2 separate regions of the Mus musculus genome follow, and region 1 is linked to region 2. Evidence: chromatin loops called from intact Hi-C (ENCODE). Cell type or tissue: heart. All regions are shown on one strand. Each heading gives the region's core, and the rest is flanking DNA. Links, peaks and the distances in the headings are about the cores only.

The links. Peaks named below come from ENCODE experiments on the same cell type or tissue, not always from the same donor. Only the 100,000 strongest peaks of a DNase experiment are listed, where the experiment ranks them.
Region 1: it touches region 2 in a loop (4-fold over the local background); 11 of 42 quality-filtered maps call a loop at or near these places.

What each region holds. Positions count from the first base shown.
Region 1 is chr6:32,318,731-32,334,250 of GRCm38, reverse strand. All of the region lies in intron 3 of Plxna4 (plexin A4), which reads left to right. Among named protein-coding and RNA genes, the nearest start is that of Plxna4os1, 180 kb to the left of the region's middle. In heart, for the core only: CTCF peaks have their summits at 5,965 (motif pointing left) and 9,401; a DNase peak (open chromatin) is centred at 5,970; H3K27ac peaks cover 2,626 bases.
Region 2 is chr6:32,472,975-32,488,494 of GRCm38, reverse strand. The region is part of intron 3 of Plxna4 (plexin A4); the gene reads left to right. Among named protein-coding and RNA genes, the nearest start is that of Plxna4os1, 30 kb to the left of the region's middle. In heart, for the core only: a CTCF peak has its summit at 8,993 (motif pointing left); DNase peaks (open chromatin) are centred at 7,544 and 9,124; H3K4me3 peaks cover 448 bases; H3K27ac peaks cover 7,214 bases.

The sequences.
Region 1 (15,520 bases), core at 2,476-10,475, 150 kb after region 2:
TGTTAGCAGGAAAGGCAGACCCGTTAGGGCATTTTATGAAGGATTCAAAGCAGGCAGCGTTTCCCATGTGGTTCTTTCTCTCCCTCCATCCTTCCTCACTCCCATTCTGCTTTCTCCTCTGCTCCCCTTTCCCTTCTTCTTTTCCCATCCATTATCCTCACTTTCTTCTTGGAGCTTAGCATCCCAGTAGAGGATTTGCTACGAATATCCTTGTCTAATGTTCTCCAGTAACTTTGTAGATAATACAAGTGTCTGTAGACTCTTGTTATCCATTGTCTTGCTGTCTCTAGTTACCTTAGAGTTGCTCACTGTGGTCCAGGTCCTCACTGGTCCTCTGGTGGATGTTGCGATTAATTGTACCTGAATTTATTTGTGTTTTGTGTGGAATCACTATGTGCTTGGAGGAGCCACAATGAGAGGGGGCTCATCCTATCTTAGAGGGTAGGGTTTATTTCCTGTAGCTGCCAAGATACGGAAGAGTAATGACCACAATAATGATGGTGATGGTGGAGTTGAAGTCTTCCTGCCTTGACAACCTTGTAGATTTCGTCAAGGGGTTTTCAATCTTGGGTTGAGTCCTTTTCCAGAACCACTTAATCATGGTCACCACTCTGCGTTAGCAGAGTCTTCTTCAACCATGGCCCATGAGATCCTCCCAGAGGACTGCCTGGCACAACGACACCCTGTACCATAGAGTTCTTGGGAGGCAGGAGGACAATAGACTTGCACTGGAGAGTATCTGCTATAATGGCTAGAATAAATCCCCTCATCTTTCCATGTGTGGGATAGTTTTATGCTAACTTGACACAAATTAGAAGTCATTCTGAAGAAGCTTCTATAAACAAAACAAAACAAAACAAAAATGCCTCCATACGAGTGTAGCCAAACCTGTGGGGCATTTTCTTAATTAGTAACTGGTGGAGGAGGGCCCAGCCCATTGTGGGTGTTATCATCCCAGAGCTGGTGGTCCTGGGTTCTGTAAGAAAGCAGGCTGATCAAGCCATGAAGAGTAAGCCAGGAAAGAATACTTCTCCTCCTTCCAGGTTCCTGTCCCATTTGAGTTCTTGTTCTGATTTCTTTCAGTGATGGATAGTGATGAGGAAATGTAAGCCAATGAAATCCTTTCCTCCAAGTTGCTTCCGGCCCTGGTGTCTCATGGCCACAAAAGTAACCCTAATGAAGATAAGAGCGGAATGAGATTTGGCTATTGAAAACATGCTATGAATTCTAGAACCCCTTCAGATAAATTCAAAAATAATTTTGAAGGTTAAATGGTTTTGTATATTAGTTTATGAATTGTATTGATGGATATGAGGAGGGCCAGGTCAACTGTTGGGTTGGGAGTTGGTGGTTTAGGCTCCTTCTGTTCCCTCCAATGGACAAGTCCTCAGGTCACTGTCAGGATTGGAGGAGCTAATGCAAGGACACTTTAGATCATAGTCAGACCAGATGGATCAAGCGGTAGGTGTTTTACTCCTCATCAATACACCCACATCCTTATGCTGTGAGATCTTTAATCTCTGTAAAGAGCTAAGTAAATGCTCATTTTGCCTACCGTCCAATCATATCCCCCCTGCTAACACTGATAAGTTTGGATAAATACCAAGGGGCACAGTAATAAGAAAGAAAGGGACATGTGGATGATGGGAAGCAGAGAGAAGATAAGCGTGTGATGTTGTTTTCTGTGGAATGAACCCATGTGATTAGCCAACTTGACCTTCCCTTGGGGTCCCAGGAGCATACCAGTCCTAAGGAAGTTAACTAAAGAATATCTTAACAGCTACAGTGCTAACTCAGGACTCTCCCATTTTTCTTGGCTTTGTGTTCCCAGCAGTTATCTGGCCTCTGATTCCATGAATCGTGTATCAGCCCTAAGCAGTATGCAGGCACAGGTGATTTACAGCCATGTTGTCGGGTAGGAGAGAAGAAAGAGTAGACAAGATGAAGTCACAGGGACCACAGCTCAGTGGCCATCTGAGTTATGAGTCTCTGCTTCCATCCATATCTTCCCTCCCTGGATTCCCGTTATGCCACCATAGTGTCCCATCGGCACCAGAGAATACATTGATATAAATGGGCCCCACCTCCAACCTGCTATTTCTCATCCTAAGGTCTTTCTGCTTGCATTTTCCGAAGACAGCTCAGAGCAATGGGGGGGGGGGTGACTATGCTGCTCATTCTGAATGACCCTGCACGTTGCAGAAAACGGAGTCTTGGGATTTTGTGGCATCCGTTTCCTCCTAAGCATCCCTTCTTATTCCAGAGTGACCCAATGACTTCTTAAGTCCATAATACAGAATAGGCCACAGTTATTTAAAAATACATATGCCAGCTGAGGCATTTAGGAAGTAAAGGCAAAGAGCTTCCTGAAGCAGGGGTGCCGGAGAGACTCTGCTTCTTTGGGGCCCTGTGTGCTTTGGGGGTTGAAATGGCATTAGTGTCACTCAGAGGGAGCTGTGGTCAGGACACCCAACTGCTCTTCCTTTAGTTTTTAAAAATGATTTTTAAGTGTGTGTGTGTGTCTGTCTGTCTGTCTGTCTGTCTGTCTGCCCATCTGTCTTGTTGGGGAGGGTGTGGGTATGTTCATATAAGTGCAGGTACCCTCTGAGGCCAGAGGCACCAGCTCTCTCTGAGGCAAGAGTTGCTGGCAGTTGTGAGCTGTCCACCTGGGTGCTAGGAATCAAACTTTGATGCAGAGCAGTACTGATCTTAACCACTGAGCTGTCTCTCCAATTCCCCCTGCCCCTCCCTTCTGCCTTCTTGCTGTGTGGTACACACATCTCTTGCATCCTGATGTGGGCTTAAGGGAAATAATGCAGGCAGCCCTTTTAGGGAAGCTAAACTCAAGCAAGCCCTTGTCTGTCTGGCTTATAGATTCTATGCAAATTGGGTCTCAGACCAAAGTGCCTGCCTGTGAAGATGTCTAGCTTCCTCACACAGTCTCTTTGAAACCCCTTCCCCTCTGTGTTCATTTTGATTGAACAATGATTCTACTATGGTGATTCCTGGTTTCTGCTTGAGATCTAGAAGACGGAAACATGTGATTATCCAACTTGACCTTCCCTTGGGGTCCCAGGAACACACCAGTCCTAAGGAAGTTAACTAAAGAATATCTTAACAGCTCAGCGCTAACTCAGGACTCTCCCATTTTTCTTGGCTTTGTGACTGGATTCAAATTTGCCAAGAGCCTCTATTTGCTGCTACCTTCTTCTGAGGCATGGAACCCTGTACTATTAATATCCCCCACCCTTTCTCCTTCCACAGCTTCCCTTCTTGCTCATGTTTAGGCTGGGCAGTGTTCCCAGGGACTTGGGGCTGTCCTAGGGGTCTCCCCATCCCCGTACACACGTGTGCCCATACACACACATACACTTACACTCTTAGTACATGCATTGTATCTCTCGGCAGAAGACTTTTGTGACCCTCCTCACCTCCCCACCGAAATAGCTTTTATTTCTCGAGCATTTGCCAGGCTCTAACACCTGTCCTCCCAAACGCCCTGCTTGTCCATCTCCCTGCCTGCCTGCATCTCTATGTGCAAACAGGCACATACCAGCATCTAAGATGGCTGGGAGGAAACTGCCTTTCCAGGGGATCAGAAACACAAGCAGATGCCAGGAATGGCCCGTCATCTCTTATTCATAGTGGTTGTTCATCCCCTGAATCAGGCAATGTGTACAGAGACTGTCACCACTGGCATAAAGCACATCCAAGAGGTTGCCACTGGCAGCTCCCTGGGAATTAGACCATGGTTTTAAAAAACAAAACAAAACCCAACAACAACAAACGCTTGCTTAGAACTCAGACACGCTAGGATAACTGTAGATCTTACGTTCACACACACACACCCTGGGCTTGACATTCTTGCCTTCAGCAGCTTGGCAGATAGGGGAAAAAAATAACGGTTTGTTTTGCGTGTGAGCAGAGTTAACTTAGCCAACCCCTGGCAAGCTTTTCTCTCTGTCAAGAGAGCTGGAGGGAGGTGAGGACAGGCAAGTATGTATGAGGGCAGCCAGGTAAGGAGAGACAGAGGCTGGCTGTGATCATGGGAGGAGTGGATGGCTAACATTCTCCAGCTGCTCACAGGAGGCCATGAAAGGGCCTCCGGGAGAGGTGTGCCTGCCACAGAGCACAGAAGGATGGGGGAGATCTTTGGCAATAAGTGATGTGTGGTTGCTGGCTATTGCTGGGGACACTCTCATGTCTTCTGTGACTGGAACCATCACTTCAAGTATAATAAAGCATCAAGGATTATCCAGTGCAGGATGCTAACTGGTTTAGGTTCCCTGAGCTTCTGACTGAGTCCACAGAGTTTCCATGTCTGTCAAGTTCCCAGAGGTCACTGGAAAATGGCCAGGCCAGCACTCAGAAGCTCTAGCAGGGGATCCTGAAGCTTCTTGCTTTAAATTCTTCTAGGGTATCCCGAGGGATGTATATGAATGTGGTTTTCATACTGTATCCACCAAAAGAAACACTTGGACCCTCTTAGAAGTGGAGGGCGGGGAAGTTACTGAGACTCCATCTCAGCACCCCTCTCACCAGACAGAAGGGAAGAAGTGAAAGACGTGCTCCTTTGGTTTCTAGTCCTCTATGGGTTGAACTGCAGTCCCCTAAAAGAAAAGGTGAATTCCTAACTTCTGGTGTTCATGTACGATGGCTGATTTGGATATAAGCTCTTTATGGGTGGAATCAAGCTAGGATGGAATCTGACAGGCTCGCAGCATCTGCAGAAGCCAAAGGAAGCAGACATTAAGGCGGATGACATGGGGAAGAAGGGACATTGCCACCAGCCAAGGAACAGCAGGGCTTAGGAGTAGTCACAAGAAGTAGGAAGGGGAGGACTCTAGTGGCCTTTTTAGAGATGTGACCTCTCGGGAACCATGACTTGAGACTTCAGAATTTGAGTATTTTGAGAAAAGCCTTTCTGAGTCTGGAACCATCTGTTTTAGTGTAGTCAGAGTAAACTGGTATACACGGTCTCGGGGGCCTCTCTGTGTTGTGCTCTTTTGTTTGGGTGACTCTTTTGTTTGGGTCTCATGCTATGCTGTCTTTGAAGGGAGATGCTCTGGTTCTATATCTGTCAGCGCAGCTCTGGGTCACGCATCTGTGGAACCTTTTTACCAGGACAGTTGACTCCGTTGGGGCCAGGAATGCAGGAGCATGAGGGGGGCACAGGAGCAAGGTTGGAGTGACAGGGTCTCCTCTTGGTAGTGTGAGAAAACCTTCTTAGAGGACAGGTAGTCCTCTTAAGTCCTGTGGAGAAGCACAGGAATCTCATAGCCCTGGGAGTGCGCCAGAGGAAAGTGCTAGGTGATTAAGATTTGGAGTTGAAGCCCTGCCCCCCCCGCCCCCCCCCGGGGGGCATGAAGGAGTGTGGGTACAGGTAGCTGAAAGAAGCAGGCTGAAGGGTTAGGAATGACAAGACCTGAAAACTGCCCTAGGTGGCTCTGTATATTACAGGCTTCTTTCTTATTAGTGTTTCCCTGGACTCAGCATGCCAGCTGACCACCAGGAGTGCTTATTTGAAGTTCAAGTTCCCAGGTCCCTATAGCTCTGATGAGTGATAATCCAAAAGGAAGGGACCCCTCTGGAAGCTGCCCTGTCATAAACTCCACAGGCAGAGTGTTGTTGTCCAGTCAGTGTAAAAACCGCACTGCAGATGCTTCTCAGTCGTGGAAAACAAAAATAGAAATAAAACAGACAAACACATGCCAGCAACATCACCACCAACAAAAAGTCTCCCTTTCTAGATAAACCTAGGGAAGACAGAAAGGAGTAGATCAAGAAATACAGAGATCTCAAAAGCGTTTTGGCTAGCTCTCCTTTAAATCGTCTTGCTCAGGACCTCTGCTCCATAGGACACCTTGGGGCAGGGGGAGCTTACTGGACAGGTCTTCCCTCCCTCGTCCTGACCCTGGTGCCATCGGACTGGAATCAGCGGCCTGTTGCAGCTCTGCCACCTACTGGCTGCAGGAGGAGATGCAAGATTCAGCGGGGATGCCACAGGGGTTTAAAGAGCAGCTTCAGAAAACCACAAATGAACAGGCACGTGGGTGTACGCATGCATGCACACATTCGTAGCCATTTATATACTAAACATGCACATCTACACACCTCCCTAGCCAGGCCCCTCCCCCCAGTCTTGTGCAGCCTGCAGCAGCAGCTGGGGTTATCTGTTATAGTGAGCACAGATGTATTAGATTTCTGTCTTAAGAGACAGATGAGATGGGAGAGAGAAGAGAGAGGGAAAGCCAAGTTCATGATGATGACTAGATGCTTTAAAAGGTTCCTTCCTCCTTCCTATTTTCTGGGATGGGGAGACCAAGAAGCAAAGGTGTTAGTGGGAGCTGTGGAGCTCCTCCCTCTGTGAGATAGGAGGAGAGTGGGTCTAGAACCTTGACTCCCAGCCCCAGGGAGAGGAGCACTGATCTTCCTTCCATCGAGCCCCCAATAGCCAAAACAACAGAGCACAGAATAATTAGACATCTCTCCCCCTGAAGCTCTGGATTTGGAGCACTATTGCTTTTTATCCCCCTCCCACCCCCCGCGTGCCTTAGTTCCCCTGTAGTGAGTAGGGTTACCAAAGGGTCAAGCTCACTGTGACCCCCTCGGGTGCTCTGAATTCTGGGCAGGCATGTTGGCCTGTTTGATTAGAACGGCTGCCAGTTCCCCAGGGGCTATTCTGCCCTCCCCGCCTACCTGCCTTCCTTGCACACACCTGCAAGCCCACTTGTTGTATGTAGATGAACTTCTGACATTGCCCTGCCTCTGTCTATGACCTCATGTCACAACCAATCAGGATTGAGTTTCATTGACCGAGTTACCCCAGTCTGGAGGGAAAACAGATCACAGTCTTTCCCAGGAGTCAGATTCTCCTACTCTGAGAGATTGCTTGCTGGCATGCAAACTCAGCTGCCTGGCTCCTACCCCTCCCCACGCCCTGCCTGCTCTCTCTGGCTCTTCACTCCCCGACTTTGGCTTTCTTCCCTATCCCCTTTTGAAGCAGCTTGGATGATTGGTTGCAACCTGAGCCAGCTAAGGAAAGGGACCAACTAGGAGGGTCTCCGAAGCTGGTGTTCAGACAATGTGGCACTATCCTTTGCTTGTGGGGCCCCACTGTGTTCTCACCACTCTCATCTTGGCCACTGTGGCTCAGCAAGAGTTATCGAGTGAGTATTGGATACCACAGAATGTAAGCAATCAGGAAAGACTTGGTATATCCAAACTTGCTTAATTCACACAAAGACCAGTAAAGCCAACCCAATTCAATTCCATTCAACCCGACTTAATTCAACCTAATCTAACCCAACCTAACTTAGTCTACTCCAGTCCAATTGAAGCCAGTTCAGTCTCTTCCAGTACAGTACATTTAACCCAATGCAGCCTAATTAAATATAACACGACACAATAGTATATACCTAGGTCTGAGAAATGGTAAGATTTATAGCACCTCATTTGTTCATGCAAATTTTTCATTGATCCAAAGGGGGAGGCGGAGGACTAAAGAGTGGGTTTTCTGTGATAAGTCTCTAATGCTTTACTTGTGAACCTGTTGAAAGGAAAATGAATGTCCAGGCCACATGGTAATGGCAGTAGGCTTAGTGCACGAGACCTGGCGGCGAGCTGCAGTGGTAACAGGGGTTTGTACAGTCATTTCACATCCAGTTTTTTGTCACGCATCTGCTAGAAGGCTGGTACCTAAGGACTCTTTATAAAGCTGGCTCACCCCAAGGCTCTAAGGGCCACCTATGTGCTCTACATGAAAACCCTCTTCAAAGTTGGAGGTGTGAAACCACTGTTGAGTAAATGCTCTAGAGAGAAGTTTTAAATCTGTGTTTTAAAATCTTACTAGATTGTGAGAGTTCAGGGCCTCTACTCCCCACCACCATTCCATCAGGGGAGAGGGAAATTAAAATAAGAAACCTACCATTTTCCAGAAGCCTAAATTGATTAATTCAGTTTCTGTTGAGAACGGGAAGGTACTCCGAGCTTCAGGTAGACAGCTTGCTGCAAAGACATGTGTTATCACCCCAATGCAAACATGGAAACGTGACTGGGAGACCTGAGAGAGTGCAGTTGAGACTACGGAGAGTCCCAGCTCTGATTGTCTCACTTAGAGAACTTTGACCTGACAATGGTATGAATGTGGCCAGGGTTCAGGAGACATCACGCCTTGGACTTTGATCTGTGGCATTTCTTGGGTCAGATGGCCGTAGGCTGGTCCTCTCCTGTGATGCTTGGCCGGGTGCAGCCCTCATGCTTGAAGTCACATTATCACAACAGGAATAAAGCACGACTGCCGTGTGTTCTGTTACTAACCTGGTGTGCTAGGCTGTGCACTCCCTGCTTTTCTTGCTATAACAAGATGCCTCATAAAAGCATCTTAAAAATGGGGGGGAAGAACTACCCCTTTACCTTCATGGTGCTATGGCTCATTTTAATGTACAAATGCTCACTGTTCACCTACTATACCAGCATGAACCAAACTGGAAAACAAATGGGAAACTGTTTTCCAAATCCCCTCCCTGAAAATGAATTATTTTAGAAAAGGAGACTAGGAAGGTGACCAGCTAAATTCCCTTTAGATCTTCCTGTCTCTGATCAGGATTTGACACAGTAGGTGCTCAGCTGATGTAAACCAGGCAAAAAGAGACCCCCAAAGCCCATTCCTAATGGACCAAAATAGGATTTCACACTGTCGATGCTTACTGTTCGGTAAAGGAATGAATAGACTACATAAAGGACCCTCCCAGAGCCCATTCACAGTGGAGCAGTATAAGAGTCCTTCTGGTCCTGTCCCTCAAACCCCAGGCACAGAAATGCCACTGCATTTCCAGCCCTCTCCAGTGCTCATCGTGGGTGCCAATGGAAAAGTTAGGGAGGGGAGAGCCATGGAGGAAGTACACAGACTCCAGATGCACGCATAGGAGAGGGGCGAATCGGATAATCTTCAAGCCCCTGATGCTTTTATTTATATACACTCTGCACAAAAAGTGATGGCAGCCCATTGGAGATTGAGGAAATATTCACATACATAGAAATCCAGGAGGAGGCTATGTGACATGACACAACTTTGTCGTGTTTGGCTGAGGAGGAAGCTACTCCATCATGACTTTCTCGGGTCCACTCTGAGGGATGAGAAATCAAGAAGGCCAGTTAAAAGGTCAAACTGTGGACCAAGAGGGAGGGTTTCGTCACAGGGCTTGTGTTTTGAAGGCTTAATAGAGATGCATTTTTGCAGTTTGAGAACTCGGGAGCCTGTAAAATCTGGACTCACTCACCTCTTGACTCTCACCTTGTTCCCTCATTACATCCCTCCTCCCATCATCTCCCTTCCACCTTCTTGCTGATTAGGGTTCACTCTGGAGACCCCAAAAAATCAGAAAGGAGCAGACAGCAGCCCTCTAGTGTCAGGTACTGACTTGAGACCAAATGTCTGATATGCAAAGACCTAAGATCAACAGGAAGAAAAGGAACCAACCACACCCACAGTCCTCAGAGCATAAACCATTCTGTTTTATACCTAGGCCACTACAGGAAACGTGTAAACCCTGAGGACTGTTAGTGTCTGTGTGTGCGTGTGCATGTGTGTGTGTGTGTGTGTGTGTGTGTGTGTGTGTGTGTGTGTGTGAAGAATGTGTAGTTTTTGAATTTGAAACTCACATTGCTTTGGGGGAGGTGGAGAAGTCCCTGAAACAGTTTTAGGCAAAACTGTAAAATCTGTGCAAACAGAGATACTTTTTTAATTCTTCAAAAGAGCTTCCTACACCCCCACCCTGATCTACCTTGGCTTCTGTTGTCCTTTTTCCTAGCCTTGCTACACACACACACACACACACACACACACACACACACACATGCATTTAGTTTATGTGTATATTATGTATGATAAAGATAGACAGATTTATGCTTATTGTGATATAATTACATGTAGCTATATATAATTATAGATATTTATTGTATATAATTTTGTAATTTGGACCTCGGGAAGCATCTAACCTTATCATTTTGCAATGATTCCTAGAGAAAAGAGTAGTCTGAGACAAGGCTGCAGAGTTGCCAACAACTGGACTAGGCCACACTCAGGTTTTCTTCCTGGGTGGGGTCTCTCTCTTCACCACCGTCTTCCCTCTCATGAGAGTAACTCTCCTTCAGCAAAGCATTTGTACATTAAAAGATGCTTAACCCCAAGAAGAATGCCTCACTCGCTGGAATCCAAAGGCGCTGGTCATTGTGGAGGAGGTCTTTGCACAACTATGTCTTCCCATGAGCCATTTAAAATTTATGTGAATAAAGTACATGTCCCATTGAAGCTACCTGGCTTTTGGGAACTGAGACAACTTCTCTGACCTGTGTTTTCTTCACTATGGAACACATGCCCTAAGGGTCCAGGGCTGCCGCCTGCTGCAAACCATTAGGATTAAGAAATAACCAAGTGTCTTGGTTCTACCAGAAATATCTATGTCACAGCATAGAGTATAGCATACCTTTCCCAGCTCCTTCACGGTGATCAGCTGGGAAGCAGGACATTATGGCTATGTAGTCTGAGTCAAGGAATCTCCTGTGATAGCAACTTTAGCTTAACTCTGATAGTGTGCTGGGTCCTGAGCTAAAATCTCCTTATCCTTACCTCTTCACACCAGCCGAATGCGGTCGGTTCTCTTGGTGTTTGTGTTTCATGGTGAGGAAAACAAAGGTCAGAAAAGCTGACTCATTTCCCAAAAATCCATGCAGCCAGTTCTACGCAGAATGGTGATTGGAATTTGTATAGCTTATTTAAATCATTACATTATTTAATACCTTGGGAAGGCCCAGTGTGATTGCTACTCTCCGTTGCTCACTTGACTACATCTCGACTAAAACCCAAGTGGCTGGGCACACATACAAGGGATTCTTTTCTTAGTTACAGCATTTGAAATGGAAGTCCCACTTATAATCTGAGGCTTTTGGAGTGGGAAGATAGATACACCTGCAACCCAGATCTTTTTATTATTATTATTATTAGATATTTTCTTCATTTACATTTCAAATGCTATCCCAAAAGTCCCCTATACCCATCCCCCACCCTGCTCCCCAACCCATCCACTCCTGCTTCCTGGCCCTGGCATTCCCCCGTACTGGGGCATATAACCTTCGCAAGACCAAGGACCTTTCCTCCCATTGATGACCTATTAGACCATCCTCTGCTACATATGCAACTAGAGACACAAGCTTTTGGTTGGGGGATACTGGTTAGTTCATATTGTTGTTCCTCCTATAGAGTTGCAGACCCCTTTAGCTCCTTGGGTACTTTCTCAAGCTCCTTCATTGGGGGCCCTGTGTTCCATCCAATAGATGACTGTAAGCATCCACTTCTGTATTTGCCAGGCACTGGAATAGCCTCACAAGAGACAGCTATATCAGGGTCCTGTCAGCAAAATCTTGCTGACATATGCAATAGTGTCTGGTTTTGGTGGCTGTTTATGGGATGGATCCCCGGGTGGGGCAGTCTCTGGATGGTTCTTCCTTCCATCTCAGCTCTGAACTTTGTCTCTATAAGTCCTTTCATGAGTATTTTGTTCCCCATTCTAAGAAGGAATGAAGTATCCACACTTTGGTTTTCCTTCTTCTTGAGTTTCATGTGTTTTGCAAATTGTATCTTGGTTATTCTAAGTTTCTGGGCTAATATCCACTTATCAGTGAGTACATATCATGTGTGTTCTTTTGTGATTGGGTTACTTTACTCAGGATGATATCCTCCAGATCCATCCATTTGCCTAAGAGTTTCATAGACTCATTGTTTTTAATAGCTGAGTAGTACTCCATTGTGTAAATGTACCACATTTTCTGTATCCATTCCTCTGTTGAGGGGCATCTGGGTTCTTTCCAGCTTCTGGCTATTATAAATAAGGCTGCTATGAACATAATGGAGCATGTGTTCTTATTACAAGTTGGAACATCTTCTGGGTATATGCAATCCAGATCTTTTGAGGTGGGAAGATCTACCTTTAATCTGGGTGACACCTTCTGGTGGAAGCCTATATAAAGGACACGGAAGAAGGGCAACCTTTGCCTGCTTGCTCTTGCTGAGAACTCCATTCCTTTGCTGGCATTAGAGTCTACATCTCCTGGATTATGGTGTATTCTGAAGACCAGCTGAGATATCCAGCCTCGTGGACTGAAAAACTACTGAATTCTTGTACTTTCCTTTGATAGACATTCACTATTGGACTACTTGGAGCACAGCCCATAAACCATTCCAATAAATTATATATATATATTGCTTCATAGAGAACCCTGACTAATACACCTAGAAGCTAACACCAGCAATGTAGAATAAATGCTAGCCAAATGGATATGATGCTATTAATATGTTAATATAACATTTGCATATTATATGAGTTCATTGATGACTGATTCTTTCAGCCATAGACTCCTATGGCCCTGGTGACTTCCTCAGTGGATAGCCTCAGTTTTCACATCTGAAGTATGGGAGAAATAATTCCCACAGGGACTGCAACAATGCCAATGGGTTTTGCTCAGTGCCTCAGAGTCCTGAGATCAATAGTGTAATTGCTGTGAAACACACAGACCATAGTACCGCTGCATAAATAATTGTAATCACTGTGCCCAGTGACAGACAGGATGGCTTTCCAATATCTTATTCTAAAATGCATTTCTCTGCAATTAAATTCACAGGCTTTGGGCAGAATGAGCGTCCCACATAGATAGACACATAGTATTTGTTTTCCCTGCTAGGCCCTGAGATACTTCAATTCTAGCTCCTCCTTCTCCTCCAGGCGCTCCCTTGCTGAGGTCAGAAGTTACCATCTGACTTGAGTGTGTCTTTAGGCCCCCCACAACTGCGGGTGGGGGTGGATAACAAGTAGTCAAAAGAGTCTTTGTCATATCCCAGCCATCCCCTCCCTGCTGGAACCTGGGGCCCCCTGCTTTCTACATCTGTGCATTCCAGCTCCATCTGGTGATGTCATCCAGGCACAGGGACACCCTTCTCAGTCCCACAACTTGAAGTCAGGGAAGGGTTCTTCTCTACAGTGTCTTTGGGGACAGATTTTTCTGACTGTGAGCCATTCACATGCCATACTCCAGGGATCAAGAATTCCAAGGCACTCATTGGTGCCAAGTCCAAGAATTTCTTTCTCAGGGTGCCTGCTTTTTTTTTTTTTTTTTAAGATTGGAGAGAGGGAAACCTACAGGATTGTAGTAGAAAGAGGAAGCATACAAGTAGTGGTCTATGCGATGGCACAGAGTGCCAAGAGGCTCCAGTAATTTGTTACTGGACAGTAACTGATGTCCTCACAATGGCATGTGATACCTTTAGAGGCCTTATTGCCAAGTACAGGTTTGGAGCCAAAACTGTCAACTCAAGCCTGGAGTCACTCTGATATCTTTAGTACTGTAAGCCCTGTAGTCAAAAATACACAGACAGGAAGGAAGGATGAAGGAGCATGTAAGGAACCTTTACTGGGACCCACCATTATGCTGCACGAGATGCTTCATGAGTAAGATGTTCGTGGACAGTTGCTACAGCACATGGAAGGCTTGGATTCTGTCCTGGCATTCAGTTGGATGATGGAGGAATCTTCCATTTTTAGTGATACTTGAGATAGGTTTTTCAGTAATGTGGCACATGTGGTTGATAACTTGCCACCTTTTTGATGTATACACACACACACACACACACACACACACACACACACACACACCACATCTATATCTATATTTCACCTTGTTCGGGGCTTTTCAGTCTGTTACCACCTTAAAGCAACCCTCAGTTTTTCAGCCAGCAGCCAGGTGGCGCCACGTGGACCAGAGTGGCCCACAATGTGTAGCTATCATGTAGTCCTAAGACCAAGAGGTTGAAGGAGACAGACAGACCCCTATCTTTTTTTTTTTCCCCCCCAGGAGTTGCATTCTCCTCCTGCCCCATCCTGGGAGATTAACAGATTCATCACTCCTTTGTCCCAGGTAAACAGACCATTCTTTGCTACACAGCTGAGCACACATCTATCCATGCAAGGCAGTCTTCATGCTCCACAGAAAGACTGGCGCCCCAGCAGGTTGATGAGGCTGTTGGGAAAGGACCAGAGCAGAGCTCATCAGTGGGAGCAGATGTCGAGCTAATACACACTTGTCTGATGCTCCTGGGGTTATTTATTTTTCAAGGAAATTGCAGAACAGTGCCTATGGGAGGAGCAACAATTGGTCTCCTGAAGTTTCCCAAGGATAGCTGGAAGCAATAGAAGAAGATGAGAACCATATAGATCTGTGTTCCAGAGGTTGTTGGTGTTAGGAAACCTAGTGGTCCTCTAGGATGATGAGATATTAGCTTAGGGGATCATGATAGGGTGTCTTAGAACTCTGGGACCCTTTGGGGTATTTTCCATTATGAATGCAGTGTACATGTTTACTAGTTAATTTAGTAAGCATCTGTTAAGCAACTGGCATATACTGGCTGTTGAGGACCATGCAGGAAGCACTGTTTCGCTATATTACCATGCACATCTTTGGGCCTCATCTGCATCTTAACTCTAATCAAGCATACTGCTTCAACTCACATCCACATGTTCTCTTACTCCTAGTGATGAAGAGCATTTCATGAGGTGCACAGTGGCCCGAGATGGGAACTCTGAGCCCCATAGTTTATCTGAGGCCACCCAACAAATCAAGCACATGCTGTAGAAACTAACAGGAGGCAGAATGGTAGGGGTATGGATCGGTCAGTCCATGACTTGCACTGGAGCCTGGCTTCTGATCATCTGCCCTGGGAACTTTGACCCACTGGCATGGAAATAGAACATGCAGGAAGCAGAAGAGGAGGAAAGAAGTGGCTTTGGAGTCAGTTAGTTTGGGCAGATGCCACATGGAGGAAGTGATGGGAGTGGGTAGGATGATAAAAACAAAACATCCCTAATAGTGCCCTGGGGTCAGTTTTAGAGGCACTGGTGAACTGGGTAGGTTAAGGGAAGTGGAAAGTTGATTAAAGGAAGGTGTCTTAGTTGGAGTTACTATGGTTGTGACAAAACACCATGACCAAAACAAACTGGGGAGGAAAGAGTTTCTTTGGTTTATACTTCCACATTGCTGTTCATCATTCAAGGAAGTCATGGCAGGAACTCAAACAGGGCAGGAGCTGATGCAGAGACCATGGCAGGGTGCTGCTTATGGGCTTGCTCCTTGTGGCTTGCTTATCCTGTTTTTGTATAGAACCCAGGACCATAAGGCCAGGGATGGCACCGTCTACAGTGAACTGGGCCCTCTTCCATTGATCAGTAATTGAGAAAATGCCACATAGCTGGATCCCATGGAGGCATTTCTTCCGTTGAGATTCCTTCCTCTCAGAAAACTCAGTGCCAAGCTGACATAAAACTAGCTAGGACAGATGGGTATGGGGTGGGAGCACAAATGCAAGGCTCACTGCAGCTTGGACAGACTGGACTTGAAGGCTTTATGGTTAATATTCCACTGTTATTGAGAGGGAGCAGAGAGAGTATCCAGGAGGAGTGTCGTTTTCACTGAG
Region 2 (15,520 bases), core at 4,023-12,022:
TGAGTGGCAGGGGAAAAGGCAAGTGTGCCACACTTTCCTCACAGGGGAGGAGAGGAGGGCCTAAGCTCATGGGGCAGTTCACCTAGGGGAGGGCAGCACTTTGGGAGGGACTCAGCCAAGAACCAATCTTCGAATCAACAACTCTGTTGCTCATAAAGATTTCAACTACTTGACTAGGGCTTCTGGGTTCTAGTCAGGTGTGTGATTGGCTGACAAGAAAGAACATAGGATGGGCACCTTCTAAGGACCAAGCACCATCCATTTACCTGTTGCCCACATATTTATTATCTGACCCTCAGCATTTCCTTTTATGGATACAGAGTGTAGCCTCCTTCTTGGTCATGTTGAAGGGTCTAACTGTCCCTCCTGTGGTCATATGATTTTATCTAAAACTTGCCCCTTGTCTCGTTTACATGGAAAGACCCTGAGCTTTATCCAGAGTTGGCTCTGATCTGCTTTAATTCTTGGCTGTGGGATGAGTCTCACTCTAGGACCCTGAAGGAGGTAGCCTGAAGGAGGCTCTTGTACCTGGTCCATATGTGCATGTTTACCGGAGGCTTGCACTTTCTCTCTGTCCTGCTCTGGTTTAGGCATCTGTAATTGATTTTCCTGCCTCTAAATTCTTGCCTCTTTAATTCAACCTGTAGAGTATGGCAGATGTGTCTTCCTGAAGCAACCCATTCCTCTCATTCTCCATGTTAAAAACAACAAACTTCACCTCATCTACTGCCCCTGGCCTGAAGCCCTGCAAAAATGGCCAGACCCAATGAAAAAAAAATGTCCTGCCTGGTGCTTTAGTGTGTCTCGGCTGGACTCATGCTTTGAGTTCACAAGGGCCCTGGCTAAACGTCAGTATTGAGGAAGAGGCTCAGTCCTGAGATTCAGCTTCTTATGCAGGGGATGAGTGGCATTCACATCCCGTTTCCTCTCTCCTTCCACTATGACTTCCTATTTAGGAGCTACTGTGCCCTAGCTCAGACCTTCAGCAGGCTGTGGTCGGCTGCAAAAAGGCTGCAAAAGGCTGTGGGAGGCTGGGGTGGGGAGGCTGTGGGAGGCTGGCAGAGGCTGGAGGAAGCTCAGGGAGGAGGCTCTGGGATAGGCACAGTTTTAAACAGGCAGCAAGCTCTGCTTTTCCTCTTACCACTGACCTTTGGCCTGAGATGTACTCAACCCTTGCTTGGTCTTTGCTTTCTTAATAAAACTCCCCCTCAGCATTCCATGGGACACTACGCTATGTGTGGCTCTTGCTTGTTTTGCCTGTGGCAGGTCATCCAGGGTCTCTTGTCTTTCCTCCTTTGGAAGTTGGATGCTTCTACTTAGTTGTGGCAGTGATGCAAGGATCTGATGTGTGGTCCTGGCTCCGTGTGACTGCTGGTCATTGTGAGCATCTCTCCTCATTTAGACAACCAGCTTCCTTGTTCTTCCTAAAGGCCCCACCTGATCCCCAGCTTCTTAGTATTTCTCCACACCTTTCAGGCTTTCCCCACTTTCATCTTCTACGCCCCACCATTCTGTTGCATTGTTCTGTTGCATGGAAGTCTACACAAAGGCCTTATCTTCACCCATCTGTTGGGACTTAAGTGGGATTATCAAAGTCTGAGACAGCAGTGCATGCTCAAGGTCTTCACAGACTGTGTGCCTGGAGGGGACGATGCAAGTCGGTGGGAATGAAAGAGGCTTCATCTAAGAAATGCATTTGTACAATCTGTTTTAAATGATCTATCTATCCATCCATCCATCTAGTATCTGTCTGTCCATCCATCTATCTAGCTAGCTAGCTTATCTATTTTGAGGCAAGATCTCAAAATGACTCAAACTTACTATGTAGCTGAGGGTGGCCTTGAACTTCTGATCCTTCTGCTTCTACTCCAAAGTGGGGGGATTATAGGCATGCAGTATCATGGCTGATTTATGCAATGCTGGGGATGGAACCCAGGGCTTTGTAGTTGCTAAGCAAGTATCCTACCAACTAAATTCCATATCCAAAACTTCATAGTTATTTATGTAAATATTTTTAAAGTCAACTGTATAGTTTTTAAGACTGCAGAGGATCTGAAAGAGCAATACAGTTTCCCACAACCCACTCTCACCGTCCTCTCAGGAAGGCATGACTGCCATCACTCAGGGTGGACTTCTCACACCCTCTGTTTCTGACCCAGGGCTGTGTGATTGTATTGCTGAGTCCATCTAATGCCCTTAAGATAAGTCAGTCAAAGATCAGGTCGATTAGAGTGGTAGGTGTGGTCACAGGGCTTACCTAGTTCCTTAGCACTACTCTCTGGCTACCAAACCATGGCAACCCTACTGCCTTTCCTGATCCCAACTTCTTTCTGAGGTCTTTCTCTCTTGAGTGTCCTTTCAGAAGGCTCTACCCACCCAGAGAGAGCTTCTGAGACTTTGTAGGCAGAAAACGCTTGCAAAGGAAAGGAATAGATTTCTGCTTCTCTACCCAGGAGGTCTCCTCCCCACCAAGATTGGTGGGAGTGGCTAGGGCACCGCTCACATTTGAATATCTTTAGGCATAGCTGGGCGGACATGGGAATACAGGATGGTGCTGAAGCCACCTTGCCACTGGCTCTCGGTGCTGTGTGTAAAACTTAAGCCCAATCCTGATGTTTTGTGCTTGTAGGTCTTCCTCATGGGACACTCAGATGTGTGCTGTTGTGCCGCTGGCAGTATGACACCTGGGATGCTCTGGGCATCTTGTGTATATTGTGGCTGTGAGTTTTGTGTGTCTGTGTGTCTTTTGTGTATATGTTTTTTGGCCTGTGTATGTGAGTGTGTGTTTTATATATGAGTTTATGTTTTGTGTGTAAGTGTGTGTCTTGTGTGTGAGTTATGTGTGTGAATGTGTGTACATATGTGGGTATGTGTGTATTTACATGTGTGTGGATGTGTGTATTTGTTGTCAAAAGGGATAGTACTTAGATACCCTTGGTCCATTTCTAAAGATCTGTAAGACAATAACTTAACTTTAACTTGATCTTTTTAAAGTAGTGCTTTATTAATTATTTGAGAATTTTATACTATGTATTTTGAACATATTCGATGCCCTCCTGTAACTCCTCCCATTACTTTCCTCCCATCCACTTCCACCCAACTTTGCGATTTCTTCTTTATTTGGTCTTTCTAATAAGTTATCAAAATTTTGTCCTATGATAATCAGTTTTATCTTCCCCACAGAGCATGGAATTTACCTGTGATATTTTATGAGAAAAAAAAAAGATTTTCCTACTACAAGTGTTCTTGATGGGCAAATAGGCTTTTAAAACATTGCATATGGTCATGATCATATCTAAATGTGTCAGATTAACATATATAGATGCATCTATTTACATACATATCCTTTTCAATACTGGAGGTTGAATGTGGGGCCTTGCACATAGTTAGGCAAGCTCTCTACCACTGAGTTATCTCCCCAGTCCAGAATATCTTATTTAGTGTTTATGATCCAATTTGTTCTGGGCCTTTTCCTGGTCATACCTGATTTGGGAAAGGAAAAGATGTTTATAAGCCTCACTTAGATATTCAGAGTCCTTCTTAGGTTCAGTGAGACTTAATTGAGTAAGATAAGATAAACCCAGAGTGACTTGACCTTGCATATAAATGGCCCTCAGTGCCCAGCTGGGTGGAGACCCCGTGAATTCTGTGACACTGGACCCCACATAGGATGGACACGGCTATCGTGGAAGGGATGTATGTTATAGTGACATTGCTTCCTTGCTTCAGCTAAGCTCTGGGTTTCTTGACCTACAGGCTTTTGGGTGGGAGGCTTTAGATTCGTTGAAAGAAGCCTGTGAATACTTTCAAAAAAATGAATAATCCGTTTCTAGAATTAATAGCCTTGTGATGAATCCATGTTATCAATTTGAATTTTTATTTAGTCACATCTTGATTACCGAGAAATTATGGGAAATAAGCTTCGACATTTGTAGCCGAGATTTCTTTTCTAAAAAGGAATGTGTTATTCAGCAAAATAAAATAAATTAAAAAAGGGCACGCTTACTGCCTTCAGATGGAAAACACAGCTCATTGATATAGTTGATACTTCTTTCTTGTTACATGTAAGCACTTTCTTTCATGAGCACACAGGGCCACCAGATTGCCTAAGGAGCTCTGGATCTGTGGATGTTGGAAACATGCATTTGGAGACTGACTATAAATAGTTACTCTTTCCATTGCCTGTTTGTGCTGGTTTGTAAGGGTATATCAGAGCTAGCTTAGGCTAAGTTAATTTGAGGTAGCAAATAACTCCCAAATTTATGTGACTTGCAACAACAAAGGTTATTCCCAACTTATGCTCATATGCACCTAGGGTTGGCAGAATTTTTGTTCCACATTGTCAGGGACAGAAAAGAGGACCCCGTGTGGGATCTGGCAATCACATGACAGAGAGAGAAGGCTCGGAGCTTCCTGTGGCTGTTATCGCTTGGAGAGTAGCATATCCTCTACTTCACCGAGCATGCCAGAGTGAGGAGAGAAGGCTAAGCCCCATAGGATGGGGCTTGCTGTGTCTGGGGTAGGAGGGTCAGGTGAGGACAGAGCATACTTTGTCAGCCCAGCTTACTATAAGTCTTAGCATCATGAACATCAGTCTTCAGGTTGGGAATATCTATGGTGTGCCAGGTGTTTCTGAAGTTAAAGAATTTATGGCTAGAACTAGAGAAAAACTTTCCGAAGGGGAGGTTAGGGTCACTGTATGTCATCCACTGGAGACACTGCGTTGCAGATATTTTTATTAAACCAATTTCTCACAGTGCGTTTGCGATGTACTTCTTTCCTTTCTGAAACTGTACCAAAATCGTTCATTTTCTCCCATTAGTCAAGCTCTAGATGTTTGCATCTCCCCAAATTTAGTTTTCCTTGAGATTGCGGGCATGTTCTGACTAAAATACAGTGATTAGATTGTGCCCAGCAGATGGCTTTTGGATAACCAAATTATCCAAATTTATTGAATCATTTCTTTTACCTACAATTAAATAGAACTCCCCAAATTAATTTTTCCTAAGTAATGCAATGTGCAAAGATTCTCTCACTTTCTCTTTAAACTGCCTCTGTTGACCGTGATTTCTAGAAATCCACTCTGGATATCCATAGGACACTCCCCTCCATGCTTGCTGCCTGGGAACCCGAAGCTCTCGGGGAAGCTTGAGATGAGGAAGTCACCTTGTAGACTGAAAAAGAGTGGATTTTTAGTTCTTTTGTTCATTTCTTGGACTACCAAGTTTATGGCCAAAGTATTATTTCATTTGCATAGGATCGATAGTGTCCCATGAAGCAGCAGAACAGTTGTGTCCTTTGGGACACTCACCACTGAGCCAATAGCAGCACTGCCAGGGCCTGGCCAATGACCACCAGTTCTCAGGAGCTGCTAACCTGCAGTTCAGCTAGGAGGTACCTCTGCTTCTTTCCCAGTTCTTCACAGTTTCTGGCAACATGCACACTAACGTACATGCTTACTTATGCATCATGCCATATCCTTGCCCCTCTTTGAGGATTCATCCTCATAAATATGCCCGTGGACTTGACTCCTACAGACCTACAGTCAGCTACCTAACCACATGACCCACAAATGCTCATGGACCAGGCACAGATCTCTCTCTGCAACTTAAGCCTGGGGATAATGCCCCTGGGCTCTACCCCTCTTGGAGGCAGGCACCATTTCCCTTCTACTCTCTCTGAGAGATTAGTGGCCCACCACCTAATCAGTTTACCTCTGACTTGCGCCCACTTTGGCCTAGAGATGATGACAGAGAGCAGCCATTTAGCTGCCAAATGCTCTGACAATAGCCCAGATGGACAGCATCTCCGACATCAAGAGTGGTTTCTTCTTCCTCCGGAGTGGGGGAGGGGGCAATGGGTCTCCCACTTGGTCTTTTTCAAGTGTTTCCTGCATCTGCCTTTAATTTTCATGCCTTTTGCTTTCTGACCCTGCTTCCCGGCAGCCAGGCTAAGTGTGATTCCCATAATTAGCTTAGTGATAATTTAATCTCTGGGTTTTAAATTTGATTGTTTTTTGAGGGACTTGGGTCTGGGGATGGGGGAAGGAGACCTTTGCTTTTGAATGAACTCTTTCTCTGTCTAGAGGCAGAGGTGAAGGAAGTAGCTGGGTGGATGGGGATGGGAGGGGGATACAGTGACAGACTGTGTGGCTCATGGGTAGAGTTTGGAGGAGAGGCTGAGATAGAGACCATTCTCTCTCTCTCTCTCTCTGTCTGTCTCTCTCTCTCTGTCTCTCTCTTTCTCCTGCTCACTCTTTTTAGAATTTTTCCCTTTCTTTGTTCTCATTTTTCCCCCTAAAAGTTCAAGGGCATGTGGGTATATTCACACACACAAGAGCTGTTAGCTGCTCAAAAAATAAAATAAAATAAAATAAAATAAAATAAAATAAAATAAAATAAAAATAGGAAAGCAAAGGTTAAGACTGAAGCATAAGGGAGGATTTGGGTTTGATTACCCAGCACTGCATAAGCTTGGTGTTGTGACACATACCTGTTACCCCAGAACCCGGGAAAAGGATGCAGGAGGAGCTAGATTCCAGTTCCATCTGGGAGACATGAAGCCCTCTTTTTTTTTTTTTTTTAAGCTTAAAATAGGAAAACGGTGCCTTCCTTAGGCATTCATACAATTGTTCTCTTAAGCTGCAGAAAGATAAAGACGAGCCAGGGGTGTCGCTGAATGCCATGCCACTGCCTCCCGATTCTAAGGCACTTAGCTCTGTCTAAGCATCTGCTTGGGTCTGTATCTGCAGCTGGCCATGCATCTGAACTGTTTATAGTCAAACCTGGGTGTTGTGGAAATCGTGTGACAGCTGGAAAATCTCAACTTTGTTTGTGGCTACACCTCAGGTTTGAGACAAATTGATTACATACATGTTCCAACTTTCTCCTCTTGTATGATAAAGCCATCGATTGTTATTTGTTTAGCTTGTGTGTGCACACGTGTGTAGGTGTGTGTGTGTGTGTGTGTGTGTGTGTGTGTGTGTGTGTGTCAAGGCCTGTGGAGGATGTCAGTTGTCTTGCTCCCTACTTTATTCCTTTGAGACAGGGTCTTTTACTGGTGTTCACTGGCCTTCTGGTCAAGCTAACTGGCACGTGAGCCCACAGATCATATTGGAGCTACAGAGGTTCATAGTCCATGCCCAGTTTTTTAACATGGCTGCTGGGAATCTGAACCCACGTCCTCCTGCTTGCATGCCATGCACTCTTCACTACTCCCCAGACCCTGTAGACTGTTTGTTTGCTTTTTATACAGCAGGAGAAAATATAAAAGAGGATAGCAAATATCTCTGACTTTCTTTGTATGGTATAGCTCTAAGGAGCAACTTCAACCTTCAGGGATATGAACAGCCGTGTGAATTGGGGTGAGGTAGGACAGCAGAGTGTAGGAAATCCTCAGAGGTCAGCATAACCAGGGGACAATCAGAAGCTCCAAATAGATGCCTTAGCCAGCCCTTATGGGGCTGGGTGGGAGTGGGAGTGGTGTGTGTGTGTGTGTGTGTGTATCCTAGGGAAGAAGAGGCCATGTGACTCAGCTGAGCAGCCCTCTGGGTCCCTGTGGCAGGGAGGCATTGTTCCTGGAACCAATGACCTGGGAGAAGGAGACAGGCAGAGCTCAGGAAGCTGAGACTCTGGACTCCCTCCTCCACTTCCCATAGCCCGGAAACAAGGCCCTAGATTTATAAGTTTATGCTTAATTAAGAGAACAGAAAAAAAAATATCATTTTGACTTTTAAGAATAAATGTAGAACAATCCAGACTAATTTTAATTCTCCCTCTAAAGCGTCAAGACCCCAGGTGGTGTGACCTTGACACAGTACTGGCCTTTTCCTCTGTGCCTTACCCTGTGCCTTACCCTGTGGGACCTTCTGCTGGCTAACTGTCTGCACTATCGTTCATCCTGGCTCTGTATCTTACCACCTTTCTTTGAAGCTTTGAACTCTTCACCTGCAAAAGTGCTGTCCACCCTACTCTCTTGCCTGTGACACTCTCCTCTCTTTTGTAACATCGCTCACATTGCCCCCCGGCAGAAGGACTTAGACCTTGGTGATCACCCCAACTTCTCAGTGTGTTTTGATTTCTCTGACAGCCCCTCAATTATGTGTCCTGGGTGATTCCCAGGAATGGCATTGATCAAACCGAAGGCCTTTGTTCTTGGGAATTGATTTCCTCTAATGTGACTGAAACTGACATGGGGTGGCCCTGGTGTGTTGAGATGTGAGCCTGGCCTTTCTTAGGTGACAACATCTATTTCTCATCACTTCCCATCCCCTTTAATAGCATAATATGCATTGCACTTTAGGGTGGGACCTACCTCCTAGAAATAGCTGCTTATTTTGTCCTTTTTTGCAAGTGTCAAGTCCATTCTCTTGAGTGACTTTCATGCCATCCTCCCTCCATCAGAAAGGTTTGTGGTTGCAGAGGTTGGAGCCAAGAAACCTTACTCCAGCTGAAGAACTGTCCTGGCACCATGACCCAGTGGTTGGAACCCTCGTAAATGTTTTACTCCAGGATCTGCAAACCGAAAGCCTCACTGTGACACATACTAAGAAACCTTGGGGGAACTGGTCAGCAAGTCACCAGCAGGGCAAGCCAGAAAGGGAAGCTTATCTCAGTGGAAGAACTTGAAAGTTTGCAGTTGTGACAAGTTTCCATTCTTTTCTGTAAAGGACAAGGGAGATTGTCCTCTTTGTTGGGCTTATATTATTGGCAGGAGGCAGAGCAATGGGCTCCAGCCACTTCTGCCTTCTGCCCACTGTTGTATCTATAAATACTCCACCACATAATATCCTGATGGGGTAGGGAGGGACTTGCTGGGACATGGGCCATATCTCTACAGTGAGAATGCTTGGCACTGCTTGTTCTTCATCCAGATCTTAGCAGTTCTGATCATCTGTGGACTTGCTGTGAGCCTTCAGCTTCATTGCCCAGGTCTGGGAGACCCTGGGAAGTTCAGGGTGTCCATGTCTCAGCTCCTTCAGCCTGCCACCTGCTGGCCACACTCTGGCCACTGCTCCTCATGGGCTTAGTGTCCCTCTAAGGGGAACTTTTTGCCTGCCACCTATGTTGTAGGGGCCAGTAGTGTCTGTCACTTCTCAGCTTGTCCAAGTGATGTTTCCCTGAGCACTCTGAGGCCCTGAGGCTGCTCTGCAAGATGAGATCATTGGTGCTAAATTTATCTCTGCTGACAGCCCGGAACTGGGTTCCAGGGCCCCTGCCTGGCTTGGGAGGTAGTCAGCCAGGAGGGGGATGGGTAGGTCTGCGGAATGATCTGCCCTAGCTTTTGCTGTGATCACTGTTGTCTGGTGAGAGGAGCTTTCTTTCTTCCTTAGACAATTCTTCCCGCTGTCTTTTGATCCTACGGGGTTCTCTGTATCAAGCGTTTGCTTTTCTACTCATAGCAGATCTTGGCAGCTTACAGGGTCAGTCTGAAGCTTAGGTAAGATGATACAGAAGATATTGAAAACAAAACAACACCACCACCACAATAAAACAAAAACAAGGGCAGGTTTGAGGAACCCTTTAGAGATGGGTATTTCATGTTTGGAACAATTGACCAGGATAAACATTAAAACTAACAAGCAAGAGTCAGTGAGGAAAATATTTCTGAGCAAGGCAAGATCTGGCTTTGTGCTTACAAAGACCTTTCTGTAGTCCAAGAAAAAGAAATGAAAATATGGAAAAAATTTGTTAAAAGCAAGTATGAGGGAAGGGAAGGGAATCTTAGGGGTGTGTGTGGGGGGGGAAGAGAAATGCCAGGTTGACTCCGACTGACCTCTTGGGAGATAGCAGAGGGGCTTAAAGCTAACAACTTCCTTGAGTTTCCTACTAAGCACAGGTGCTGAGAAACCCATGCCCACACACGTGGCTTTGATGCTTGGCTTATCAGACAAGGTTCGAAATGCTGCAGGTATGTCCTGCTGGGTGGTTTAAGATGGCACAGTATGTTTAAGAGTCTGGAAAATAAACAAGCAAGCAAATAACAAGGTAGGGAGTGCTGTACAAGGTGAGCCAGCACACATACGTCCTGCTTTGCTCTCCTTTGAATGCAGTCACTGGGAGCCTAACGCAGGAAGGGTAATCGGGTGGGTGACTGGGATCAGAGGGTGAGAGTTCTGCTCCCCCTGCCCCTCCCTCCATTTTGGCAAATACTTTAGAGTTCCAGGAGTTAGTAACAAGAGCTGGTGGGTCCTTGAACAAACCAGACCCCCAAGAACTCAAAGGGAAGATAGAGCTCTGCTCCCTGCCAGGGGGCTGAATGAGAGCTAACTTCTAGGTCATCCCTAGGGGTTCCAACAGAGGCAGAAGAGCTTTTCTGCTGGAAATCTCAAGTCAGTAGCCCCTTCAGGGGAGCCCAAGGACAAGGAGAGGGTGGGACCTGCCTCACCATGGACCAGCAATATGCTAGGTTCCTACTGCTGTGAATACATTTCAGGGGCTTGCTGAGTTAAGGCCAATGCTATTGTCTTACTGCCTAGAGGTCAGAATGCCACACAGGTGTCACTGGGCTAAAACTAAGGTGCTAGCAGGGCTTCCTTTCTACCTAGAGGCTCTTGAGGGCAATCTGTTTCCTGGCCTGCAACTGCTGGTAGAGGCCCTCACATTCCTTGGCCAGTGCTGTCCTGCTCCATCCCTAAAGCCAACAGCATTGCGCCTCTCCTACTTTCTTCCATTGCCTTGGCTCCCTGTGACCATAGCCAGGAAAAGGCCTTTGATTTTATGCCCTGATGTGATCTAAGCATGCCTATCATGTAGGGTGCTCTCTCTCTACCTCAAGGTCCTTAACCTTGTCACCTTCTAAGTCCCCTTTGATATGTCAGGTGGCATACAGTCTGTGCAGATCAGAGAGACTGAGGGGTTCTAGATTCTTCCCACCACAAGCAGAGGGTCCTATACAACTCCTGAAGAATTGCCAATGAGACTGTGAGGTTGGACATCTCAGGGGATGGACTTGAGAGACAGAGAGATAGTGGGCTAAGTTTTTACAGAGCCTGAGGATCCTGCCAAATTTTCTGTAGTTCCCAAGTATAGTACTTGAGGTTCTCTGATAGAAGCTAGATGAGAGAGAGTTCCCCCAACTTGTTGAGCCACGCAAGCCACCCTAGTTGAATCATTAGCTCTATCCTAGGCATTGGTCTCTTTCTTAGGCATTGAGTAAGAGTTCCCAACCTCTGTGGAGGTCTCATCGACTGGACTTGAGGTTTCACTGTATGTAGGACTGAAGGCTTTCTCCTGGTGTCTGGAGAGATTTCATAATGAAAGCTACTAGAATTCTCCCTGCTGTCCAGATTGCTTGTGGAGCAGCTTCTGAAGATCTGGGGTAGACAGTATCAGCAGGCAAGGCTGGGGATGACTGCTGCAGATAGTGTTCCTGTCCTCAAGGGGAGACTCCACTAATCCCGGTTATTTACTGTCAAGGGAAACCTGATGTCCATGCTCACATTGGCCGACTTGGTTTTCATTTTCTTCCCCTCACTTACTGGTGCCACTGCCATCTTGTAGTGACATTTACCACTAAGCGAGACATGGCGTACTAGATCACTGAAGGTTTTTGGTTCTTGGGAGGCAGGCAGAGCAGGTGGAAGGACTTATGCATCAAGACCCTGGGCAAGTATATTGGAAGAAGGACTCTAGACCACTTTCTTATTGAACGTAGGCCCTCTGTCTAATCTTCTACCTTGTTGCTGAGCCCTGTTTGGGGGATGGGTAAGTACCACTGACAAGTTGTGGATGCAGACTTCAATCACTGGAGTGAAGACTAACTCTGTGCCACTAGGTAAGCTCACTGCTGAGGCCGGTTCTGCTAAAGAGGCAGGAACCACTTTTAATCACTCAGGGCCGGGGAAGGGAAGAAAAGAGATGCAAAACAAAAGGAGAAAGCAGCTGCCATCTGCTGGGCCCTGGGTCACAACACTGTATACACAAACAGCGTAAGGATTTCATAGCAGCCCTGCGAGGTGAGTGGGCTGCTTCAGCCCTCATGAGGAAGATACTTTATATCCAGGTTAGTCACGTACCAAACTTCAAGGCCCATATCCTTTTGCAGACAAGGTAGGGGAGAAGGAGGTGGGGGTCAGAGCCCAGTATGGCTTTACATTAAATACTAATTTTTTTTTTTTTTTGTAGATCAAGTTTGTAGCATACAAGGGAGCCATTGGTACCAATACTTCAGTTAGGCTCCAAGCTGGATACTCTGGGCCTCTTGGGGTTTCTGAGCTCCAGGGAGGGAGGGGCCTTTTCTCTCAGTGCTGGTTGGAAGCTCTGGACTCTAGCCATGGCTTCTATACTCACAAGACTAAGTATACTCCGTTTCGGTCAGGCTCATGGAAAAATGGAAATGAGCATCTGACATCTTATGTAACTTCTTTTCTCCTCAAATGTGTAACAGTGTGTGCATAAATAGAGTGTATGTGTGTGTGAGTGTAGGGGGGTTGTTCCTGGAAAAGCTCAAGGGGACCTGCGTGCCGTTTTTAGCCTGTTATTTTCAGCCCTCTTCTGCCTCTCTTCTCCTCTCCCCCTGACTCTATCACTTCTGTAGTAAAAGGTACAGAAGTTACCAGTGGCCTAGTCCTGAAAGGAGACTTACAAGCGTCGTTGGCACTTCCAGCCACCTCTGCCATTTCTTCTTTTGCACATCACTCTGTGAATTCCCCATTTGATCTGGGATCTTTTGGTTGTGAGGTCTGACACCCTTTTCCTTCAGAGTTCACTGGGATTGGAAGGGCATGGCATTAACAATATCAAGGAAAAATGGTTTGCACAGAATATTAGATGTAGGTGTATGAACATTAGTGATGTCTTCAGACATGAATAGTATTTAAAGTTTTCAGTGCTACCCAGCGTGTGTGCGCACATGGTTGGAAGCCTTGGCAGATGGAATGTACATCTTTTTCTAGCTCTGACATAATTACTTCAGGGCCATCTTAGGCACAGTTGAAGTGAGGTGACTAGGGTTTGTGCCACTTTTTCCAGAGTTAAGGAGCAGCAGAGACGCTTCCAAATCAGGGACATAAAGATTGATCAGAGAATAGACTTTGGTATACTCAGGAAACCAGTTAAGAAATCAGTTGGAACCATGTGTGCATGAACACATGAGAGCTGAGCACGGCTATCTCTAACAGTGTTAATAGGAATAGGTGCTTCCTGAGGTCGGAGAGATTTGGAGCACCTTGACTTTACAAAGTGATTTGAGGATCCCATAGCCAAGAAGCCATACTTCTAGTGACCCCCAAATAGTGTATGCCACTACTTGGTCATCACTGTTGTTAATAAAAACGATATTTGAAGTATTAGAAAGTCCCAAACAACCCTCTCTCATGCCACCTACGTGGACAGTCTCTTATCTCTTAAGTGCTCATGGAACTTGGCTTAGAGTCTGTGTCCCTGAATCCAGAATCTTTCCAGACCATGGGCTTTCCAGACCTTTGTTGCTCTCTGTGTTAATTCTTCCCACTGTCTTGAAGTCCAGAACACATGTCTGGGAATCTTACCTCCCAGGGAGTCTTGGGGAGTGTAACTGATCCAGGTTTAGGAGTCACAGACTCAAGGAGCGAAGTTATCTGAAACAGGGCCATTCTATAACCACAGTTGTTCACGTGCACCTTGCAGGAGAAAGCAAATGAATTTGGCCTCAGGGTGGGGAAGAACCTGAGATTTTGTGTAGCTTTTGCTTAGAAGAGAGTGTGGCTGGTTCAGTTTTCAAAAGGAATGCCCCCTCCCCCTACTATGGCATGTGCATTGTAGTCTCTTCCCCTCCTACCTTGCTTTGCCCCAAGACCAGCTTCCCTGAAGAGTTGTGGGATGGATGGGCAGAGACACTATAATAGCTGATTCCTTGCTGACACAGGAGTTTGCCAACTCTTGCACACCAAAATCTTCTCAGGCTGTCTCATGTCTTCACCCTGTGTCAAGGAAGCATGCGTGTCTTACTTGGCAAGAAGCTGTTAAAGATGAAAACTAAGGCCAACTAAGAGGCAAGGATGGTGAGTGTTTGTCTAAGAAGTTAAAAAGCATCTCTGACAAGTGGTTTCCACAACAGTAGTCTCCGGGTAACCCAGGAGACCCAGGAAGCTGTGAATGGGCAATTGCATCTATAGTCCTGCATTACCCTCAGAGGGAGAGACATTTTGGGGTACTGTGCGTACCCTCTCTGCTATCCTAGCAAGTTCACTTATTTCCTCCCAACCTTAATTAGCAGGGCTGAACCCCCAAAAGGACCTCCTTGAAAAAGGGTAATCTGACCTCTGTGATCAACATGTGTTTTGGTCTTACTAATTATGCACACTGCTTTGGATGATTTGCATATATTAACTTTCTCTGTGCTCAGAACAAACTTACTAAGTAGATACACTTGTTAGTGCCACATGCCTTTGAGGACATGGAGGCCCAGTAAGGTTAAATTGCAAATATTAGCCACATGGGTTTAGTGATGGAGGCAGGGTTCAAACACAGGGTGTGATACAGATCGCAGGCTTGCCCCTATCACATCCCATTGGACTGGGCTGACCAGAAGATCTTAGAACATCAGACGTTCCCTGTCTTTAGGAATCGCCATCTGCTTGGCTGTAGCTGGCTCCTTCTCTCACACACTCTCACGGGGAAACACTGGCCTGAAAAACGTTCTCCATGTGCTGGCCTCCAGGTGGTTCCCATGGTGAGGTCAGAGCCAATGGTGGCACTGTGACCTGTTGTGACTCAGGTTCTTTCTAGCCTCTTTGATGCCATGCTCTCAATCTCCAAAGTAGCATCCCCATTCCCTCTAGCCTTTTCTTCACAAATCTGTGCTTTTTTAAAAGTAGACAAGTTTCTGGGGGTTACTCCAGCTTCACTGGAAAGGGTTGCCTCTTCTGGGTATTACACACACACATAGTTTTTGTTAAGAAGTTGGGTGGGTTGAGAAGGTCCTTGGATGACTTTTCTCTAGTTAGGAACCAAAGTGCTCTTTCTATAGACATCCTTTGGTCATGACACTGACAAGCCTTAAGGACAAAGATTATACCTTTTAGAGAGAGAATCCTTCCTTCATGTACCATCTGATCTGTAAGCTAGGCACGGAACCAATGAGTGTAATTTCAAATGGAGGGGTCAGATGGAAGGTGGAAGATGTTTTCAGAACTTTCTCTTTTGTCCTTGAGTTCCTCATAGAGCTTGGAGGACCCCAAGCAGCACAGTCCCTACCATTACATACCTACCTGCCTTGTAAGTGGCCTAGATTCATTCATGATATGTACCTAAGTGGCATATATCATAGTAACTAGGGGCCTTGAGTTTCATGTTGTAGATGAGGAATCTATTTGTCAGGATACTTGACCCAAGCAAGGCCATAGATATATAAGGGCTGTTGTTGTAGTCTGTGCTATTAGGTATGACCTGGAAGTGGGGGGACACATAGAGAGAAGATAATGATGAGAAGAAGGAGGAAAAGGCGGAGGAAGACTTCTCTAATGCTTCACATTACATCCTCATAGGAAGTGGATGAGATTGCTGGAGCTGGTTCAGCTCTTGGTGATTCCAACTAAAGT